Regions from separate parts of the Mus musculus genome. Here region 1 is linked to region 2. The links are chromatin contacts, found by Hi-C or POLR2A ChIA-PET in ENCODE. All regions are on one chromosome and are shown on one strand. The core of a region is the stretch at or near the end of the contact, and the rest is flanking DNA. Distances in the headings are between cores, read along the strand shown.

Region 1 (6,341 bases), core at 6-2,505, 46 kb before region 2:
TTGTATTATTCAAATGCTGATCTCTCTGTTGGCAGAGGGCCAAGTACAAGCTGACTTTGGTGTCGTTATTAATATGGCTGCATCATATTTTGTAAACCCACCCTCTCTCACCTTCTGACTGGTTTATCAAAAAGCTGACGGCCTGTAACAAAAACAGGAAATAGAAGGTGGGACTTCCTGGAAGAGAGGGGAACTCTGGGAGAGAGTCAGGCCCGGGAGGATTCATCAAGAAGATGGAGAAGAAGCTGCAGGCCTGGAAGGAAGGAGAGGTAGCTAACCAGTTACATGGTGAGACTTAGATTAGCATAAACGGAATAGTTGAGCTCCGAGCCAGCTGGAAACAAACCTAACTTCAGGCCTAGGCATTCATAAATAAATATATGTCTCTGTGTCATTATTTGGAAGCTGGCAGTCCCAAAGCAAGTCCTGTTACAAGTGCTGTTGGAGATAGTGTGTGTGTGTGTGTGTGTGTGTGTGTGTGTGTGTGTGTGTGACTATGTATATCAAACTTCCTGAATTTTTTAGTCTTACCCTCCCAGACCTGCCCAAACCTCCTTTGAGTTGATAAGGACAAATATTGTCCGATGCTGATGTTATTTTGAGTTTTATAGAAAGTCCTGCCTAACAATTTGAACTAGGCTGTGCGTGTTTCCATTTGGTTGCTAGGCTGCATTCTGGGTCACTTCCCAGCAGCCTAGGTGACAGCTCTTCATGGGACACCTGAATAGCTGTAAGGTGATGAACTGTGAGATATCACATGATACACAGCCTTTAAAATAGGCAGTGTGACATAATGCACCCGCTGTGACCCAGGTTGTGGTGGAAAGTATCTGGAAGAGGAAAAATGAGATTCCGATGGCTGAAAGATAGCCAGTTTAGAATCTAGGCAGGGGTAGGGAAGACGAAGGCCAAGGAAGCTTTCTACACTCCCACCCGTCCCCCAGGGACAGTTCTGAAGCCCTACACTGTCCTGTAATGTGCCACAGACAGAAGCAATACAAGAGAAATGGAACTAGGGCTTGCTAAAGACATCAGAGCCCCAGGAAATCTCCTGGCCGAGAAGTTGGACAGATCTCTTGACACTTATTCTTTGTTTCCAGAATCTTCCACGTCTATCTCAAAAGTTTCATTGATCACCTTGCCCTTCTTTTCCAGATAATAGTACAGGCTTTCCCCGCCCGAGATCAGGCCAGCAATTTGGCTGCCCCGCGTCTTTCCAAATTGACTGCGTGGGAAACGCAATTTACTTCCTCCTCCAACAGTAGGTGGCAGCACTAACCTTGTTCATTAGGTTCCCGCATCTGTAAAAGCAAGCCGAATTTGCTCAGTGGCAACAGTTTAAGGTCAGGCCTTATTTAAAATGTAAAGAAGATAGGCAAGTAGGCAAGTAACTTAAAAACCCGACTAATCACTTAGCAATTAAGAGACTGGAGACACTGCCCACATTTACACTCATTGAAATGTGAAGCAGAAACCTGACTCATTTTTATTATTTTTTCTTCTTCACTGGAGTCTCAGGCAAAGCTGGCAGCCAGTAGAGCATTTCTGAAGAAAATAAGTGCTTGAAGTCAGATATGAGAATTTGTATTTTATTATGTGAAATTTACATCTCAAGCCCCCGACAGCTCAACATTTTGAAATCACACTTATTTACTTGTGCATGGGGGTGGGGGAGGGGACTCATGGGGGGGGGGAGGTCAGAGAACAACTTTCAGAAAGGGGTTCTCTTTTAACAGATTTCCCTTTTTAAGAGCAGCCTTAGGTCAAGAGCAAAATTGAGAGAAAAGTGCAGAGAGAAGCCCATGTGTCCTCTGGACATCTCCAAACTACAACCATCCACACAGAGTTTCTGCCTGCTGCTGGTGCTCAACATGACTAGTTAATCAGCTTCACACGTCCGTAGTTTACCTTGGTCTTCACCTGGAACTGTACGTTCTGGGAGTTTGGAACTAGAGCTAAAGCGGTGTTTTCTCCTATGCTGCGTACAGAGTACCACCACTGTCCTATATGTCTCCACTCACTCCCCACCCACTCCCTCCAACCTCTCCACTACTGAATGTTCTGCCTTCTCTGTAACTTGGTCCTGCCACTGGTGGGGGGGGGGGTCTTACAGTGTTTCTTGTTATGTGATTGGTTGTTTCCCTCGTCAAAGAACCTCTAAGTTTCCCCCACTTGCTTCCTTGTCAAGACGGTTCATTTTCCTCACTGCCGAGTACAAGCCCTTGTCTGGATGGGCCACAATCTACTCTCCCACTGACCTGAAGGATGCTTGGTTCCTTCCAAGTTCTGGATCAGATATAAAGCTGCTATCAGCATCTGTGGGTGGGCATATGTTCCCGGGTCATTTGAGTACATGTAAAAGCCTGGTTACTGTAACGTGGTGGTGTGTTTAGTTTTGTTGGAAGCTACCAAACCATCTCCATAGTTCATGGCGTTTCAGGGCCCCAGCAATAGGTGAGACCTGCTGCTCTCACCTCTAGAATTGGGTATTGGGGTTGGTCAGGGCTGCAGAGGACCCTGGTTCAAATCCCAGCACCCATTCATTTTCTTATGGGTGACATTTAAGAGTCCTTAGCAGAGTCGTGTCAATAAGATAAACACCTCTAGTGCTCACCCCCTTCCACAAGGATAGCCAAAGAGAAGAATAAACTACCACATTCCGACAAAACAACTAAAGAGAGTATGGCGTACATCAGGGGACTGGACATCGGCACCTTGGACATTGGGACCCTGCACACTGACAGGGTGGTCATTATGGACTCTCTGTAGAACTCATGGGTGGTTGGCCCAGCACAGAAAACTACCTGGATTCTATGAGCCCCAGTGTCCCCAAAGGAGGACTTGGTGGCTGTGCCCTGCTTTCCATGGACAGTGTGGTGTCTCTGAGGTGACATCTTGGAACCAGAACTGCTGTTAATGCGCTGTCCTCTGGAGACAGGAACCATGGCATACCTCCACCACTGAGAATTTGCCACCATGGGTGCACCCCCACCTGGAGGGGGCAGTATTCTTACCACAAACCACTACTTCACCATCTTGCTGGGACTAAGCTTCACAGTCACTGCCCCGTCCCTTCCCAGACTCTGTCATTTCTTCCTGCCTTAGATACAATAGTGCCCAGCAGTGACAGTCTCCGAATGTAATAGTGGACTTACTCACTTCTGTGTAATTCTGCCACCATTGCTTGCCTAGCTTAGCATTCTATCGTTAGGCAACTACACATAAATTGTTACATATTCTTCATGAACTGACCCCCTGTCATTTCTCAGTGCTGCCTTCGTCCCTAATTAATATGGAGCTGTAGAGCACATTTGAAAATTTATCTCCACTTACTCTTTCTCTGGCTTTCTTTATATCCAAGTGTATTACTTGTGTGCTTTTCTTTCCTTCCTTCCTTCCTTCTTTCTTTCTTTCTTTCTTTCTCTTTCTTTCTTCCTTTCTCTCCTTTTTCCCTTGGCTTTTGAGATAAGATCTCTCTACACAGCCCTGGCTGTCCTGGAACTCACTGTGTAGACAAAGATCACCCCAAATTCAGAGAGATTCCCCTGCCTCTGCCTCCCAAGTGCCGAAGTTAAAGGTGTGTGCCGCCATGCCTGGTGATTCTTCTTCTTCCTCTTCGTCTTTAAAGATTTATTTATTATTATTATACATAAGTTCACTGTAGCTGACTTCAGACACACCAGAAGAGAGCATCAGATCTCATTATGGGTGGTTGTGAGCCACCATGTGGTTGCTGGGATTTGAACTCAGGACCTTCGGAAGAGCAGTCAGTGCCCTTACCCGCTGAGTCATCTCACCAGCCCCCAATTTTCCTTCTTCTTCTTCTTCTTCTTCTTCTTCTTCTTCTTCTTCTTCTTCTTCTTCTTCTTCTTCTTCTTCTTCTTCTTCTTCTTCTTCTTCTTCTTCTTCTTTTTCCGAGACAGGGTTTCTCTGTGTAGCCCTGGCTGTCCTGGAACTCACTCTGTAGACCAGGCTGGCCTCGAACTCAGAAATCCGCCTGCCTCTGCCTCCCAAGTGCTGGGATTAAAGGCGTGGGCAACCACGCCCGGCGATTTTCCTTCTTCTTAAACAACTGATTTTGAACATTTCTTGGAAGGTGAGCTCACTAGACAGCATGCCCCTCACTATTTGTCTGAGAAAGTCTTCATTTTTCCCTGGTTTTGAGTGATGGATTTACAAGGTACTTGATTCTAGGCTGATAAAGCCTTTTCCCTCAATGGCCCACGGTATTCTTGCTTCCAAGATTTCTAGAAGCAATACGTAATTTTTACCTTTGTTCTCTTTTGTAGAAGAGACAGTGGGCCACCTCTATGTAAATGCTGGGGGCGGGGGGGGGGCACACAGCTGTAAAAACATCTCCTGCAGGAGGACCTAATTGAGGACTGTCTGAGGGACCCAGGATTGCTGGTGCAGACAAAGCCAGACAACTGGAAACTGCTATTTAGAAGAGATGCTTTTTTGGGACCAATGGGGCATGGGTGGAGGGTATTAAAGGAGCTTGCAGCAGTGCTCAGATGAGCTTGCTGTAGCATTTCTCACCTGTTCCCAGAGTCTGTGTCGTTAACTCTGTGCCACCTCACCCCCAAACCCCAAGGGCAGGTAGGGTCTGGCAAGCGAGTAGTCCAAGGTTCAGGCAGCACCCTTATAGGGAAGCTCTGTACTTTCATGTCTGATATTAACTTTGTGGAAATTCTTAGTAACCCTAGTAATTGTTTCAGGCTTTGTTTATGTGTGCCCTTTTGGTATTGCTGTGGCTTCTACCTGTTGCAGGATTTTCCCTGTCCAATCACATTAGGGCAGTGGGAGGCCTGTGATTGGACAGGGAAAGAAAGGTGGAGCTAAGAGTTGCAAAGAGAGGGAGCATGGCAGAGTGGTGGGGAACCAAGATGGCTGCAGACGTATACCCTTATGATGTTTTCCAGCCACAAGTAACTATGATTTCATAAGGTTAGAAATATTGGGATAAAGCTTTTATCATTATCAATTGGCTCTGAAGTTATTGTATTGGCAACTTGTAAATTGTGATATTATCGATACATAAACCTGATTGGTTAATTAAGCGTTAAGAGCCTGATTCTGCCAGGGTACTGGGTACTGTGATGTGTTGACTGACAGTGGGGTGCATGGTAGCAAGAGGAACGAGGGGAACTCAGGGGGTGGGGCACCAGAGAGATAGCCCTGCGGGTGCCCTGTGGTTTGGCATAGCTGGAGAGTTGGCGGACCAGCAGGAACGCTGAAGCGAGGTCAGGCACCTCGGAGAGTTGGCGGGTTCATCTATGTTACAAGCTCTGAACTTACCTTACTGGGTTTAGATACTTTATCCTTTTTTTTTCTTGTTTGAAAATTTTTTACTGAGAGATGGCTCAGTGGTTGAGAGCACTGACCGCACTTCCAGAGGACCCAGGTTCAATTCCCAGCATCAACACGGCTGCACACAACCACCTGTAACTCCAGGATCTGACACTCCCTCACAAAAATACACGCAGGCAAAACAACAATGCACATAAAATAAACATAAGTATTTTTTTAAAACTTGGAAAGTTTATTGCCATTTCCTCCAGCTCAGATATTTTCTCTTTGCTGCACCCAGCCTGCCGAGCCTGTCTAAAGCCTTCACACGTCCCTCTGTGTTTTCTTTCTGCTAACGCTTTCTCTTATTTCCATTAGGGGATTTCAGGTCTGTTTCAATCCTATCCTCCCCACCCCTTACTCCTTCCTGATCTACCTTCCCTGACTACCATTTTGTGCCTCCCTCCCTTAGCCCCTCAACTCCAACTTACACTGCCCAGATAATCTTGGATATGTGGAATCCAATTGAGTGTGGCTGTCCCACCCAGGACAACACTGTTAAAGAAAAAAGGCCTCCCCATACCCACCTTTCCCAGCAATGTCAACTACCAACAACTCTTTGGTGGTGGAAGTTCATGGCCATTTGCCCTTTCTAGGCGGCAAACTTGTCTCCCTTGAGCACACACAGGTCTTGAGCACGCTGTCGTAACTGCTACGAATACATATGTGTACATGCTCTACTGTGTCCTGAAAAGCATCGCCCCCCTCTACTCACCCACCACATTTTTTTAAAGTTTTGATTTATTTTAAAACTTACACTAAGTGGTGGTAGTACACGCCTTTAATCCCAGCACTTGGGAATCAAAGCAGGCAGATCTCTGTGAGTTCAAAGTCTATCTGATCTATAGAGCAAGTTCTAGGACAGCCAGGGTGACACAGAGAAACTCTGTCTCAAAACACCCCCTCATCAATTAATTTATATGTACATCTGTCTGTCTCATTTCTGTGTCTGCCTGCCTGTCTGTCTCTGTATGTGTGTCTGTCTGTCTCTG
Region 2 (6,413 bases), core at 2,070-4,569:
CTTTCCCTCCCTCCTCCAGGACTGGCTATCATAACACCACCTATCTCAACCATCAGTAACATGTCCTTGTTCTGGGCTCAATTTAAATGAATTCAATAAATATTTATTATTTGCCTAGTGGGCAAGCAGCACATCCCAGTCGTTATTAAAAAAAAAAAGTCAGCCACAAATCTTTTCTCCCATCTCCTTCCTCGCAGCTCAGGATACATCAATCTGTGTCAATAAGGTACTTGATTAAAAAAAATAATAAAAAGTTAAATGAATGGAGGGACAAAGGTAAGCCGCACACAAAACACAACTCAAAGGTATCTAGAAAACATCAGCAAGATATTCTTGTCATAGCTCTTGGTGTTGTTATTTTTTCATACCCAAAGAAACCATTATTTTAGTGTGCAGTCCAACTGAAAACTGTACATGCAACTGCGATTCAATGTGTAGAAGGTAAAGCCTTTGGTAGAATCGTAAGACAAGCCATGCATTTGAAAGAAAATATTATGTACTTTTTTTAGCTCTTCTTTAATGTCCAGCATATGTATTCTTATAAAAACGTGTCACTTTAAGATGTGCCTTTGTGATTAAGAGGTTTAAAAGTTCTGAGATATTTAACTGAGATGTGATTGTTTAAATATGCTAGAGACCATTTATTGTTTTAAATATAGTTCAGATGTGTAAGTCGGGCTACAATGCCTAAACCCTTGGAAGGCACAAGCCCCGAGCTTATCAAAACTCTCAGTAGGCTCAATAGCTCTGATAAGTACCATGTTAAAAATCTTGTTAGGGTATCCTGCACTGTATGGCTCATATCCACTTATAAGTGAGTACATGCCATGCATGTTATTTTGACTCTGGGTTAACTCATTCAGGATGATATTTTCTAGTTCTACCCCTTTGCCTGCAAAATTCATGATGTCCTTGTTTTTAATAGCTAAGCAATATTCTACTGTGTAAATGAACCAAATTTCCTGTATTCATTCTTCAGCTGAGAGACATCTAGGTTGTTGCCAGTTTCTGGCTATTATAAATAAAGCTGCTATGAACATAGTGGAGCAACTCACGGACCCAAAGACACTAAGCAAGAAGGAAGGCCCAAGCAAGGATGTTAGAATCTCACTTAGAAGAGGGAATAAAATAGTCAGAGGAGGCAGAGGGAGGGAGGAGACTGGGTGGGAGAGGGGATGGGGAGGGGAATGGAGGGGTCAGGATCAGGAGTGGGGAGAGACAGGAGAAAGGGCCAGAGGGCCAGAAGAAGGAGTGGAAGTCAGCAGCTGACTGGTGTGGGGAGGCATCACATCTCTAGGATGTGCCAGAGACCTGGGATGGGGGAAGGCTCTAGGAAGTCAATGGGGGTGACTTTCACTGAGACTTCTAGTAGTGCAGATATGGAGACTGAAGTGGCCACTTCCTATAGCCAGGCAGGACTCTCAGTGGAGCGATAAAGACGCCAACCCAGCCACAAACTTTGTTCTGTCTACAAGCAATGCAGGGAGAAAGATGGAGCAGAGAATGAGGGAACGGCCAACTAATAACTGGTCCAACTCGAGACCCATCCCATGGTCCAGCACCAATCCCTGACACTATTAATGATCCTCTGTTATGGTTGCAGACAGGTGTCTAGCATGGCTGTCCTCTGAGAAGTTCCACCCAGGAACTGACTGAAACAGATGCAGAGACCCACAGCTGAACGTTGGATGGAGCCTGGCGGAAGGGCTGAGGGACCAGGAAGCAATAGGAACTCCATGGGAAAATCAACAGAGCCAACTAACCTGGACCCTTGGGGGCTGTCAGAGACGGAACCACCAACCAAAGAACATACACAAGCTGGACCTAGATCCCCTACCCCCTGCCCGGCACATATGAAGTAGATGTCTAGCTGTGTCTTCCTAGGAGCCAACTGGAGCAGGAGATATCCCCTAAATCTGTTGCCTGACTGAGGGTGGATTCCATTTCCCTAACTGAGCTGTCTTGTCTTGCCTCCTGTGGGAGAGGATGTTCCTAATTTTGCAGAGATTTGATGTGCCAGGAGGGGATGATACCCAGAGGGGGGACTCCACCTACTCAGAGCAGAAGGGAAGGGGGGATGTGGGGAGAGACTGTGCGGGGATCAGGGGAGCAGTGATTTGGATATACAGTTTATATATAAGTGAATTGATGGAAAAACTCCATGGGGGGGGGGGGGGATGGAGTAGCTAGAAAGATGGCTCAGCAGTTAAGAGCCCTGTCTGCTCTTTCAGAGGTCTAGAGTTCAATTCCCAGCAACCATATGGTGGCTCACACCCATCTATACTGAGATCTGATGCCCAGCAGGCATATATGTAGATAGTGCACTCACATACATTAAAACAAAAATAAATAACATAAAGCAAAATATCCCGTTAGGAACGTAAAAGCTTTCAATCCGACATTGACCTTCTCAGTCCCCGAGACACAGATGAGCAGTCCCTGGTGTAACCAGTGCAAATGGAAGACATTGGTGCAAAAGATAGCTGTGTGTGATAATGAGCCAGGGAGAGCTACCATTCACAGGTACTTGGGCCGTTGTAAAAAACAAGCATGTGTCATACCTGGCCAGGTTAAAATCGAGTTCTGGGGGTCTGCATTTGGAGACATTGAAGAGTAGTATGAGGAGTCTATTATGGCTTATGCAATTGTGTGCGGCCTGGTCTCCCCTTCCTTGCAGCCCTTCTTCCCAATCATTATTCCTTTCCAGCCTCTTGCCTTTAAGTAAGCACAGATATGTCTAGGGCAGAAGTCTCCCAGAGTCCCAGTTTCATAAATAGGAGTGTAACTTTCCTGCTAATAGCACTACAAGGTTAGAGATGGACCTATTTTACCAGGGATATTAGTACTCAAGGATGTGGTTTTCCTGGGCTCAAAAGGTAAAAAAAAAAAAAAACAAAAAAAACAAAAACCCACTGAGCTCTCTAATTTGTAAGTATTTGCAAACAAAAGCTTTGTTTTAGCGTCATATATTATCGTGGGAAAGCCCTCTGAACCTGCCATGTTCTATTAAAGGGAATGGGAAGTGCGGCGGCCCCGTCTCCCATTTCGTTGCACTGATCCCGTCTTGACCTCCACCAATTCATTTTAGAAGTGACCCTTCCTTCCCTTGTGCCCTGGCTTTCAGCATCTTAGTGCGATCTCCTCTGGAACTCATGGCTTTGCCTGGGCAGTCGGGGAAGAAGCTTGGCAGTACAGTTCTTACAAGTGGCCAAAATGAGGCAACAGCTGAGAGTGGCAGTGTGGCCAGGCGAAGCCATGGCCAATGGCATGTGCCAGGGAAGCTGAATCAGTCACAGGCTCTAAAAGCCAAATGCATACTCAAGAAAAAACAAGAGGCAAAGCAAAGGGCAGCTGGAGGAGCAGCAGCGGGGGTCAAGTATGCAGAGGCAAGGCCAGCAGCGGGCAGGCAGGCAGGCAGGCCCGGGGCTGTTAGTGTTTGTCGAGGTGGGGGTGGGGTGTTAGGGGATCCCGCTGTGGAGCAAGCACACTAGTGCCAGCAAGAGAGAGTCAGAACTTGGGCTGTGTCTAGTGCAGTAGCTAGCCCCTCTCTGCTGAGCCCTTCCTCAAACTATGAGTAGTTCTCTGTCCACCAAGAAAGGAAACAAAACCAAGAAAACCATTTGCAATCTCAGCGAGCTCCCACTTCAACGACTTCGACCAATCTCGGTACCAGGCTCATTCCCCACCCCCACCCCGCTTATTTATTTATTTATTTATTTATTTATTTATTTATTTATTTATTTATTTTCGGGGCCGGAGATTAAATTCATAGCCTTATGTGTGCTAGGTAAATACTCCACCATGGCACCGCCCTCCTGCCCCCCGCCCCCTTCTCCCGCCTCCATTCCCAACATATGTATCTGCTGTTTACCTCCCATTCACTACCCAAGTCTCCCACAATCCCCTCAGCACTGTCCTTGCATATAGACGGTATGTGTTTCCATAGCCACCTCCTCCTTGGGGTCACTCCGGCATGCCTTTCTGCTGGCCCCGTCTCCCATTTATTTTGTGAGACTGTATCCCTCACCCTCCGGCTAGCCATCAGCCAGCATTGAATGGTGGATAGCGGGTTCTGAGTGTCTGCCCTGTCCCCCACAGTTCATCAGCCTTCCTAGTGTGGCATTTTAAAGCAAAGCCTAGTCAAAATTATCCCCAGGGTTTCTCTTCCATCTAACCTATTCCTAGATTATCTCCCTGTCTCCTTTTAAACTTTATTTATTTTTATTGGTTTTTCTAGACAGAGTTTCTCTGTATAGCCCTGGCTGTCCTAGAACTCATTCTGTAGACCAGGCTGGCCTCGAACTCAGAAATCCGCCAGCCTCGGCCTCCCAAATGCTGGGATTAAAGGCGTGAGCCACCACTGTCTGGCTAAACTTTATTTTTAATGAGAAATCATCTTTGTTGGTGGTTGTATCATATGTTGATAGCAACCACTCATGGAGTGCTTCGTTTGCTGTTACTTGCTGGATATTTCGCTTTTCTTTATTTGTTTGTTCGGATTTATTTTGGTTTGTAGGTGTTTCTTGTCGTGGCTGAGGCACTGTGAATATATACGAAGAGAGGATATAATTACTTCACAGACAATGGAGCCAGGGCTTGCTTTTATCCTCCATGGCTGTAATGGTTAAGAATGCACAAGAAATAGACAAGAGATTTGGTTCACAGCTCTGCCTATTTCTTTAAGACAATTTCAGAGAAGACTTTATCTTTCATCAAGCACCTTTGCCAGAAGCTTTCCCACCCTTTCTCTCATTATGCCAAACCAGACCAGTAGGCTGTGGCTTGATGCTAGATTAGAGACACAGGAGGGAAAGATCCATAGCAATGTAGACCCAGAATTCCACAACTGTGCTATCAGCACTATCAAACACGTTCCCACACGATCCCAACAAGGCTACCCATAAATCACATAGGTTTGCTAATTTATTTGTCATTTTATGGAGCTTATAATTAGTAGCAGGGTGTGGGGTTTAAGATATTCTTTTATATCTGAGAACAGTATCATAGAGAGAAAGACTATAATTAGATAAGAACTGGTAACAAGTGATTCTAACCCAGACTGAAGGATCAGGGAAGCTTCCCTAAAGATACAACGTGTGGCCGATGAAGGTGGCGCACGCCTTTAATCCCAGCACTCCAGGGTCAGAGGCAGGTGGATCTCTGAGTTCAAGGTCAGCCTGGTCTACAGTGAGCTCCAGGACAGCCAGGGCTACACAGAGAAAGCCTGTCTCAAAAACAAACAAGCAAGCAAGCAAAGGAAAAGAAAAAGCCTGTGAGCTGAGACCTCAGTGATGGGCAGACATCAGCCCCATGAGAAAGGACAGGAACCCCTGAAGGTTTGTGCTTTGAAAAGTCTAATCTATCTGCCTTCAATGTCATGAACGTGTTGGAGGGACCCAGGGAGAACGAAGGGACAATGGTTCAGCTGACATCTGAACAAGAGATGGTTATGGCCTTGCTGGCATCCTAGTCAGAGAGGAAGAGAAAAATGGGTTAATTTGATATGGACTGAGGGTGTTCTGGCAGGTTAAATACGACGGTGAATAAGATCTTAGGGTGATGTTCTGGGTGTCTGAGATGTCTAACCAGGGCAGTACCATGTCACATTCGGAGGCATGAATAAGTGGGAGTGGGGGAAGTCACAGGTTGGGAGGACTATGTGTGTTAAACTGAGAGGTTTGTGGCACAAGACAATGAGCTGTGTATACCAAGCTGGAACTCCGAGGAGACACCCAGGCTGAGGGTGGGTACTTAGGAGTTACCATTATGAAGTAATAACTCATGCCTAAACATGGACGAGACCAGCCACGGAGGACAGAAAACTGAGAAGAGAAGGCAGTCCATGACTGAGCTCTGCCCTCATCTGAGGCACTCTCTCCAGTCCTTTAAAAGCAAACTCCTTTCTGAAGAAATGCACATACTTCTTAACACATGTAATCTAATCGTCTTAGCCTCCTTAGCTCAGAGACGCTTTAAAAGTGTTTCACTTATTTGTATGGGTCACTTAGGGGTCCACATCCTTGAATGCCTCTCACCTTGGGTTTTTGCTTGTTTGTTTGTTTGTTTGTTTGTTTGTTTTAAAGAGCCGCCAGTGGTTTCTAGAGGAGAGAAAGTCCCCATGGCTCTTGGTCTCATGTTTAGGCTATTATGACAGCTGTGTTTGGCCATTTTCTGAGGAAAACAGCAGAAAACAGATGGAAGCCATCCTCCCTGTTTACCACCAATCAAAACTAGAGAACAATACACACACACACTCCTTCTCACACACTACATACACACACTACACACACTCATTCTCACACACTATACACATACACTACACACATTCTCATGTACACACACCACACTCACACAAACTCATTCTCTCACACACATACACACTTTCACAAACGTTGTTGCACATACATTCTCAC

Evidence for each region. A loop is a pair of places that touch in the nucleus more often than their neighbours do. ChIA-PET counts read pairs that join two places held with the same protein, here RNA polymerase II (POLR2A).
Region 1: a map of gastrocnemius shows a loop between it and region 2 (2.0-fold over the local background). The contact joins two enhancer-like sites. A Hi-C loop is called at or near these places in 1 of 37 maps with a recorded cell type or tissue (gastrocnemius). POLR2A ChIA-PET finds 5 or more read pairs at or near these places in 1 of 5 experiments (Patski).

Annotation. Positions count from the first base shown.
Region 1 is chr15:97,130,401-97,136,741 of GRCm38, reverse strand. No RefSeq gene overlaps it. Among named protein-coding and RNA genes, the nearest start is that of Gm32733, 26 kb to the right of the region's middle. Within about 2 kb of position 1,255, at least 1 of the 3 ENCODE cell types and tissues checked has a DNase peak (open chromatin) inside an H3K27ac peak, as active enhancers do; it is gastrocnemius, where a contact is called at or near this core.
Region 2 is chr15:97,086,688-97,093,100 of GRCm38, reverse strand. The region is part of intron 1 of Gm32840 (a long non-coding RNA gene); the gene reads right to left. Among named protein-coding and RNA genes, the nearest start is that of Gm32733, 18 kb to the left of the region's middle. Within about 2 kb of position 3,319, at least 1 of the 3 ENCODE cell types and tissues checked has a DNase peak (open chromatin) inside an H3K27ac peak, as active enhancers do; it is gastrocnemius, where a contact is called at or near this core.